Linked DNA regions of Homo sapiens: region 2 is linked to region 1. The links are chromatin loops, found by intact Hi-C in ENCODE. Cell type or tissue: A673. All regions are shown on one strand.

Region 1 (5,000 bases):
TGAGACCTAGTTGAGATCTGGGCTATGGTAGAAGGCTGGGATAACAAGTAGCCTTTGACTCTTGTCTCTAGCCACCAAGACCTTTGGTCTTCCTGTCAACCTCTTGCCTCCTTTCTTCTATCCTTACTTATGAAAGGAAAAGATGGACCCTTCATTCATCAATCCATCACTCACACATCCAACTATCCATTATGTACCCATTCACCTACCCACCTATCTATCCATCATCCATCCATCCACCCATTCATCCATCATCTATCCATCTATCCATTTATCCATCCATACATCCACCCATCCACCCATCCTTCCATCCTTCCATTTATCCATTCTAAGACTATCCATCCAGCCTCTATTAATCATCCATCCTTCTCCCTTTATCACCCATCCATATTCTCATCCTTTCACTCATTATCCATTCATCCATCATCTGTTCATTTAGTCATCCCTCCCTCACTCTGCACATCCCTTGTTCAAAAAGCCACAGGCTTAATAACAATAGCAATTATACTACAAACAGTTATAGCCACTATTTATGGAAAGCTTACTTTGCATCAGTCACTGTGCTAATTGCTTTCTTGCATTATCTCATCTCACCTACCACTATCCAAAGGGTCCCATGTCACAGATGAGGAAACTGTGATCAATAATCACCTAAATACTCCCTTAGAGATACAAATATGAAGAAGATAGTGTTTCTCTGACTTCCAGCACTCACCATGGAATGAAGGGGACTGACCAGTGAAAATACAGGGTATCCATGAAGTCCAGAAGCCTAGAAAGTCATAACAATGTATGTATATGTTACATATGAAAGATGTCTTTGACAATATTCTGTATGTTTGCCTGTTTCCAGATTTTATGGACACCCTGTACAGTAGAAATACAAAGTGACAGATGCTCAAACAGGACCAGATAAAACATCCTGTAGAAGCATTGCAAGAAGATAAGGGCACGGGGAGAGGAGAGGATGATGCTAGAGTAGCCAGGGAAGGCTTCACTGCAGAAGTAATATGTGAGCTGAGTGTGATTTTGCTAAGCAGAGAAGGGCTTTGCTGGTAGAAACCAGCAAGTAAAAGGGCATGGAGGCATGAATTGAAGACCTGATCAGAGAAATGCAAATCACTTTTAGTGTTTGCAATAAAGGAGTCATGGGAGAACCTGGGCAACATGAGACCTTCAAAAAAGGCCACCTTGAGCCCATGGGTGTCATTAGAATGACATGGGTATCAGAAATAAATGACCCAGTGCTGCCCAGTTGACATGCTATCTTTAGATGGGGAAAAATAACAGATTACTAAATAGCCTAGTCACTATTATCCGATTTTGTGCTGTAAAGTGCATACAGTCATCTTTCAGTATCCCTACAGGATTGGTTCCAGGATCCCCTGTGGATACCAAAATCCACAGATACTCAAGTCCCTTATATAAAATGGAGTCATATTTGCATATAACTTATGCACATCCTCCCATATACTTCAAATCATCTCTAGATTACTTATAATACTTAATACAATGTAAATGCTACATAAATAGTTGCTGTAGTATATTTTTAACTTGTATTATTTTTATTGTTGCATTTTTTGGTTTTAGTTTTTTGAATATTTATGACCCTCAGTTGGTTGCATCTGCACATGCAGAAACTGCAGATATGGAGGGCCAGTTGTATATGTCTGGAGTAAAAGGCTGGAAGGATATTCTAGGATGTCAGCAATGGAGATTTCTGGGTAGCGGGATTTGGGATAATTTTTATTTTCTCCCCATACTTTCTTCATCATGAGCATGGTGGAAGGAAAAAGGGCTTGGGCCCTGGGGGGCAGGGCATCTGGGTTGGATGTTCTATTGGCCACTGACTTGCAAGGAGGCCTTGGGCAAGTCCCTTCCCCTCTCTGGCTCTTGGCTTCCTCACCTGTAGGATGAGAACTGGCCCAGGGCTCCCTGAAGGTCCCATCTGGCCCAGCTACCCCAGGCTGGGGTTTCTCAGACTGCAATCTGGAAATGTGTCCTTAGGGGGTCCTTGCATTCTATGAAAAGTGTCCAAAAAATGGCCGGGCACAGTGACTCATGCCTGTAATCCCAGCACTTTGGGAGGCCAAGGCAGGCAAATCACTTGAGGCCAGCAGTTCGAGACCAGCCTGACCAACATGGTGAAAACCCATCCCCACTAAAAATACAAAAAAATTAGCCAGGCATAGTGGTGCACACCTGTAATCCCAGCTACTCGGGAGGCTGAGGCACGAGAATCACTTGAACCTGGGAGGCGGAGTTTGCAGTGAGCCAAGATTGTGCCACTGCACTCCAGCCTGGGCAACAGAACAAGACTCTGTCTCAACAAAAAAAAAAAAAAAAAAAGAAAAGAAAAAGAAAAAGAAAAAGAAAATTGTCCAAAAAATATTTGTGTGCTTTCATTTTCATAATGAAATCCGAGGAATGAGTTGTACATACACATAATGTACTAAAAGTTGTGTCTGGGACATAGTGAAGCCTCCATACATGTGAGCTATTTTTATTAAGAAAAATAAAAAAGCCATCTATCATTTATTCATCTCTGTTGCAGTGATAATTCGCAACAGAAAGACATTTTCCTGGGATAAGATTTTGGTTCTTGGGCCGTTGTTTCTCAAATTGGGACCTGTGGATCTCAGGGGCCCCCAAGACACTCTGTAAAAGGGGCCTGCTACTCAAGTTGAATAAGAAACAAGTCTGGGGCCCCTGAAGAGCCGGGAGTGTGGGCTCTGATACCTCTCGTCCCTGCTTTCATGTCTTCCCTTCAGCCGGGGTGACTTGCTTTTTCCTGAGGCCTTGGAAAGACGCGTACCTTTCCCAGGAAAATGAGTCCCTGAGGAGGCCTCCCCGCCTGCAGGCTCACTCCAGCACCTGTGTTCTGTAACATAGCCCTAATTGAAATCACATTAACATTATGATTCCATTACGGGGAACAAGAGGCTGGCTGCAGGAATGCGCCCCACGGGGCCTAATCAGCTGGACTGGATCATTTATAAAGGGCTGTGCATCTGCCTGGAGCTTCAGTGTTAAGTAAGGCAGACAGGGGCCTATTCATTATTAACAAGGCTTTATGTGTTTGGCCAGGCAGGAGTACAAAGCTGGCCGCAAGGGGAGTCTGAGGGAGGAGAGGCATTCAGGTGCTGACTGCAGGTGCCCCGTCTGCTGGTGCCCCGTCTGCCTTGTCGGTCAGTGGAGTCTGAGATGGAGCTGCTTCTGCCCAGGTGGAGGCGACTTCCTATCCCTAAACCTGGACTGTGGCCACTCCTCATGCTGAAGGGGGAGGCTGAGTAACTTGCCTGAAGTCCCTTAAGTAATACGTAGTGGAGTCAGAATTTGAACCCAGGCAAGCTGAGTTCAGAGCCCACATGCTTGGCCAACTTGCGGTCTACAGTCCACCCCTTGGCAGTTCATACCTCTCCTGAGATGTGCCCTGGTACCAATCAGTGCTCCCCAAACTCAAAAGCTTTGAGGTTGTGATGTAAAGGAAAGAGCACTGGAAATCAGAAAATGTGGTTGGAGGGCCAACTCCTCCATTCATTTATTACTCTAAGTACCAGCACTGTGCCAGGCACTGTGTTAGGTGCTGCCGCTGAAAAGGCGACTGAGACCCAGTCCTTGCTCTATAGGAGTTCAATAACCACTTGGTGACACCCTACGCTGCAGGGACTGTGTCCCCCAAGCACTGGACATATGTGGTTTTGTCGGCCCCTTAACGATAATGAATGAACCTTTCATCATAATGCAGTGTGTGAGAACCATGAACACAGAACTTCATCAACTGTACATATTCTGTCATAAAATGTAATTCTAGATCATTAAATGCTAATTTAATTACATATGATTGGAGGCGACAGCGTGTGCTGGTTAGGAGCACAGGCTCTGGGATCCGACAGCCTCAGTTCTAATCCTGGATCTGTTACTTATCAGTTGCGCCGCCCCAATCATGTTACATCACCTCCTATGTTTGCCCCTTCTGCCTTACTTTGTCCTGGGTACAGGGGATGAGGTGGAAGGAGGCCACCAGGATGAGCAATACTGATACCTCGTAGAAAGAGGTTTGCAGAACTGGGGAAGAAAATGGTGGGCAGAGGAGTATGGTGGCTGAGAGTGTGGGGTCTGGGGGTAGAAAGACCTGGTCTCTAGTCATAGCTCTATTCCCGTGGCTGTGTGACCCTGAGCGAGTAACTACATGGGGACTCTCACCTTCTACACCTGCAAAATGGGGGCAATAGCAACACTTACCTTACAAAGCCGTTATCAGGATTGAATGCAATGACAGCAGTAAAGCGCACAGCACATGGTCTGAAAGCAGTAAGGAGTACACACAAAAAAGATCCCCCAAACCAAACACCTAATAGCCTTCACCTAGAATTTTAGAAGAATCTTCACCACCCAAGGTGTGATGGGGGTATTCTTAGATTCCACCAGCTGTGGTCCATTTGAAACAGTGAGATGCGTTGGTAAGACCCATTCTGTAGGATTGAAAGTTGATGATGGGCGTGGATATGTCTGTAAACAGAAACACAGTGCACAAGTGTGCAACTCCCCTCATTGAGCATTGATCATACACCAGGCCAGGACTCAGATGAGATGGGTGGGGAATGAGAGGGATGATCTCCGGACACCCAGGAGAGTCCAGTTGGCTGGAGGAGGTATTGGGCAACTCAGACGACCCCACATGTATGGTATCAACTTGAAAATCAGGACTTTGGAGGGGAGAGAGTGGGCAGAAAGGTGGTGGCTGAGGTGCCAGCTCCCCTGCTGCTCCCTGCCCATGCTGCCTGGCATTGCTGGGGTCTGTTCACTGGGTCTGACCACAACCTCTCTTGTGTCTTCTTCCCTCATCCAAGCAAGAAAGACAGTTTGGTTCCCTTCCCTCCAATGTGCTGGGGACCCTGAGTCTGTCCAAATAATAATTTTTAAAAACAATCAGGCTTTATTGTGAGCCAGACCCTAAGTCCTTTACATTGGACTTTAACAGCTGTGCTGGGAGGAAT
Region 2 (5,000 bases), 55 kb after region 1:
ACTTAAATTCTCTCTGACTCCATTTTAACTCACAGGGTTTGATTAAAATGCATAAATGTATCTCTTGGGATGGAATGTGGTACATGAAAAGTATTCAGTGAATGTTAGGATTACTTTAAATATTTTATTTGTCATCTGTTTTCCTCCATAGAGTGAGGGCGGAGATGTTTCTGTTTGGTTTTCCATGGAGCCTGCAGCGTGGAGCTCAGTGCCTGGGGTTGAACAGATGCTCACATGCTGAATGAATGAGGAAATGGATGATTGAATGGGTAGATTCTTAGCTATAGCTTCTTTGGGATTCCATCCCTCCTTGCTATGTACCAAGGCCTCTGCCCCTAAGCCCCTCTTATGTGGGGGCATGGGGAGGCCATAGCACCAAAGCCCAAAGGGAGCCGTAGAATGCCATGAAAATGCTCAGGGCATCCAGGACAGAAAGGCCACCTCATGGACCCAAAGGACAAGCTGGGTTGGAGGATGAGGAGAAGCTGAGAAGGGGGTCTGGGAAGATTGTGGTCACCGCAGGAAGCAGGTCGTGGTGGCTGAGTGGGAAGATCACTTTCAGAATGTGGGGTTTCTCCCATGACGCAGCCACCAGAGGCACTCCCTGACGTCTCCAGCACACCAGAGAGGCCCACCCTTCTCCAGTGTGATAAATCAATAGGCGTACCTCATTTTAGGGAGCCCGATCTATGAAAATGCCAGCTGGATTTGAAAGTCTGCATTCAATTTATAGGCAAGTTAACTCTAAAGTTCCCACTGCTTCCTTCTGCCTTAAAAAGAAATACAGAAGTTCAGCTTACACACTTAGTTAGGAAAACATCTGTTGTGTAATGTGGTCATGTTAGCCGCCTTGCTTAAAACCCTTCGATGGATTCTCTGTTGTGTTCAAAAGGCTTTCATGTGACCTCTGCCCCCTCCCCACGCAAGCCTCACTACCTCTTCTGCAGCCCATCTGCCGCTTGTTTTCTTCTCTCGCCCCTACCTTCATGAATGAATCTTTGTGATCTTCCTCCCCTGGACTGCTTTTTCCTCCCTCTTTAGTTACCTGACTCCTCCTCATCCTTTGGATCCCAGCCCCTGCATTACCTCCTCCAGGAAGTCCTCCTTGACTTCCTAATGGGCCAAATTTCCCATCTGTAGGCTCAGATGGCTCCACAGTCCTCTCCTTAGTGGTGTTTTGTCACTCTTGGATGACTGTTGACTTCTCTGTGTAATTTTTTTTTTTAACATTTATTTCCTCCACTTTGGTGTAAGCCCAGGAAGGCAGGGGCAGTGCCTGTCTGTTCTTCCTTGTATCCAAGGCACCTGGTAGGGTCTCAGAAGGTGCCTGAGAAATTCTCTTGCCTTCTCTCCATTTTCTCCTCTGCAAGCCAGTCTTTTTTAGGTTGTTCTGGTGGTTACTGGTAATCCTCCGTGTTCTTTGGCTTGTGGATGATCACAGCTAATATGTGTTGATTACTTGCAGGGTGCCAGGCCCTCACAAATCAGATCTCATCCACCAATAGAAGAGTTTTTTACAGTGGGAACGCTGGAGCCCACCTGGCTGGAGCCCCCCCGGCTGGAGCCCCAGCTTTATCACGTACCTGCTCTGCAGCCTTGGACAAGCTCCTCAACCTCTCTGTGCCTCATTTTCCCATCATAAAATGGGACTAAATATAACACATAACTTATGAGTTGTGAGGATTACATAAATTAATTCATGTAATATTTGTTTCTCCAGTTTTAGAGGCTGGAAGTCCATGACCATGGTGTTGGCAGGTTTGGTTTCTTCTGACGTCTCTCTCCTTGGCTTGCGGATGGCCACTTTCTCACCGTGTCCTCGCACAGCCTTTCCCTGGTGTCTCCCATGTGTCCAGAGCTCCTCTTCTAAGAATACCAGTCAGATTGGATTAGGACCCTTTAAGGCCTCATTATAACTTAATTGCCAAAACATTCACATTCCAAAGTGCTAGGGGTTAGGGCTTAAATATGAGTGTGCAGGAAGCACAATTTAGCCGGTAACATCTTCTAATTCAGTACTCTATCCCCATTTTATGGTTGAGAAAACCAGGGCACAGAGAGGTTAAGTTACTTGCCCAAGGTCACATAGCTGCTGAACAAGTATAGGAGTGTAAAACCCAGGTAGTCCGAACCTGGAGCCTGCACTCCACCGCCAGATGGTCTGTTTCCTGGCTCTTCTCCTCTGCAGATCCTCACAGTCTTCCCTTTTTGGAGCTGGTTTGTTTCTTAACAGCAGGGTTGGGAGGAAATCAGGATCCAGGGGTCTTGGTGACTTCTCTCCTGGCCCTTTGCTCCCGTCCAGCCTTGAATCCCTCGTTTGGTGGCAGCTGCCAAAACTACTAGGGGATGGGGACCTTTACTTCTGCACCTAGGCTGTGAGGGAGGTGGAGGCTGCAACAGGGTGGGAAGGTAGTCAAACATCCCAGGAAGTGAGGGGAGTTTCTTGATTCCAGGGTTTCCCTCCCTCCGTATCTTTTTTTTGGATTTTCCAGGAGTTAACTGCTCTTTGAAAATAATCACGTCTGGCTGGGTGCGGTGGCTCATGCCTGTTAATCCCAGCACTTTGGGAGGCTGAGGCGGGCAGATCACTTGAGGTTAGGAGCTCGAGACCATGCTGGTTAACACTGTGAAACCCTGTCTCTACTAAAAATAGAAAAAATTAGCCGAGTGTGGTGGCGGGTGCCTGTAATCCCAGCTACTCAGGAGGCTGAGGCAGGAGAATCACTTGAACCCGGGAGGCAGAGGTTGTAGTGAGCTGAAATTACGCCAATGCATTCCAGCCTGGGCCACAGAGCCAGGCGAGACTCCGTCTCAAAAAGAAAAGAAAGTAATCATGTCTTCCTGGTGAAAGACTTAGGAAAAAATAAAGAGTAACATAGCAAGAGAATATGGAAATAAAACAAAAGCATATTCAATGGAAGGTCACTCTCAATCTTACACCAGTCTCTGGGCCCAGAGACAGCCCTGGGCTGCTCCTATGGGTTTTTCCAGCCTGCCTTCAGGCCAAGAGTTTGAAGCTGGTGCTTGAGGTTGGAGGAACCGGAGGGAACAGCTATTCACCGAAGCCATGGAGGTTCTCCTGGGTGGACCATGGGACATGGGAGAGGCATGTCCTTTTGGGATGGGTGCCTGGCGTGCCACTGCATGGCCAGCCGTGATGCAGTCATTCCCGACTAGTGGAATGAGCTGCTTGTTTCATGCATGCCCCTTTCCTGATGTCCCACCAAATGGACAATCTGCAGAGACACCTATGGTAGGGTGGCTACCGGGTCAGTGGCTTATTCTCTTTGTCATGGTTGCCTGGCCCTCTCCGATCTCTGCCCGCCCCTTGCCTATCTCTGCTTTGTCCCCGCAAATGTCATCTTTTCCTTTTCATCTTGTGGGGTGCAGGGGCCTGGGCTAGGTAGGGTTTGGGAAAGAGCCCTTGGGACCCTTTGGGGAGGATGTGTGACCGGGAGACCCGTGGGTCAGGACAGAGGGCATCTCTACCTTCCTCCATTGTGTGATAAGGGTGTCGGTTGGCAGATCAAAGGGCTTTTTGTTGTTTTATTTTCCTTTCCAGAGCCTTCTTGCTGGGAAAGCAGGCTGTACAACCAAGGGGAACAGCTGCCACCTGTGTGTCCTGTGAGAGGGCAGGGCCAGCCAGGGGCATGGGGCACCTGGTGCTGCTGAGGGGCTGGGACTGGGCCACAGGTGGGAGATTTCCCTGGGGGACTCTGCACCTAGAAGCTGATGGGGACGTAGTGGCCGAGCTCAGAGGCTGTGGGCCCTCAGCAAGACAGGGACACCTGGAAATGCAGAGAATTAGCAAAGAATTGGGGGAGCTGCCCCCACAACCCCATCCTAGCCTGTGAATTTCTGTCTTCCATTGTTCCTCAAATGGAGTGATGGAGGGAGCACTGGACTGCGAGTCCGGAAAGCCTGATCTTTAAGTCCAGTCTTGGTTTGGTTCTAACAAACTCTCATGTTCCCTCTGGACTTCTGTTTTGAGATGGAGTCTCTCTCTGTCACCTAGGCTGGAGGGCAGGGTTGAGATCTTGGCTCACTGCAACTTCTGCCTTCCAGGTTCAAGCGATTCTCCTGTCCCAAGTAGCTGGGACTATAAACGTGCACCACCACACCCAGCTAATTTTTTTGTATTTTTAGTAGAGACGAGGTTTTGCCATCCCTGTGGATTTCTGATATCCCATCCGCATCACGGGAGTGGGGCTGCTTGTTCTCCTTTTAACTCCAGAGCCTCTGGGTCTCCCCTGAGAGTCTTGAACGGGGAACATGACCTCGGAGCCTTGTGTCCCCTGGAGAAAAGCTCTCAGGAAGCCGAGGCGTGGTTGTTGATGGAAATGGGGATGTTGTTTAAATAAATTAAGAGCCAAAGAGGACAATCCGTGGCATTCTTTTCAAGAGCTGGGATGATATGCATAACATTTCCTCCCTTTCATTTGATAATTTTTCCTTCTCAAAGCAGTTTAATGAAAGAAAAGTGTCTGAAGATTGGCTGCACAATGAGCTCAAATAAAAATATTCTTTTAAAAATGTGGTTGCTATGTAATCGAATTTAAATAATGGGCAATTTTTGTTTCTTCGTAGTCTAGCCACTCACAAAGGTCTATTCAAACCTGTCTCAGACATGTATGTGTGTGTGTGTGTGTGTGTGTGTGTGTAAAGAAAAATGACCTTACTGATAGAATATTTTTGGAAAAAAAAATAATGATGATGATAATGTAGCTAAAGTTGTGTGTGTGAGTTCGTGCGTGTCTGCTGGTGAGACATACGGGATTAACATGAAACGTGCTGCTAGAAGGAAGTTCTGAAGGCAGCTGTAGAGTCCTCCTGGCATTTGAATGGGTGCTGTGAGCAAGAGAGGTGAATTCTAGTTTTGGAGTCCCATGGATCTGGGTTCAAATCCTGGGTCGGTCCCTACCAGCCACATGACCTTTGGCAAGTTATTTATTCCCTCTGAACGTTAGTTTCCTCATCTAGAAAAAAGGGACAGCAAAAAC

What was found. Hi-C counts contacts between places; a loop is a spot of excess contacts. Peaks named below come from ENCODE experiments on the same cell type or tissue, not always from the same donor. Only the 100,000 strongest peaks of a DNase experiment are listed, where the experiment ranks them.
Region 2: a loop joins it to region 1, with 4 times the contacts of the local background. A loop is called at or near these places in 5 of 110 quality-filtered maps.

Annotation. Positions count from the first base shown.
Region 1 is chr11:44,682,119-44,687,118 of GRCh38, forward strand. No RefSeq gene overlaps it. Among named protein-coding and RNA genes, the nearest start is that of LINC02704, 17 kb to the right of the region's middle. In A673, no CTCF peak of the experiment used is centred here; no DNase peak of the experiment used is centred here; H3K27me3 peaks cover 748 bases.
Region 2 is chr11:44,736,816-44,741,815 of GRCh38, forward strand. All of the region lies in intron 1 of TSPAN18 (tetraspanin 18), which reads left to right. Among named protein-coding and RNA genes, the nearest start is that of TSPAN18-AS1, 2.6 kb to the left of the region's middle. In A673, no CTCF peak of the experiment used is centred here; no DNase peak of the experiment used is centred here.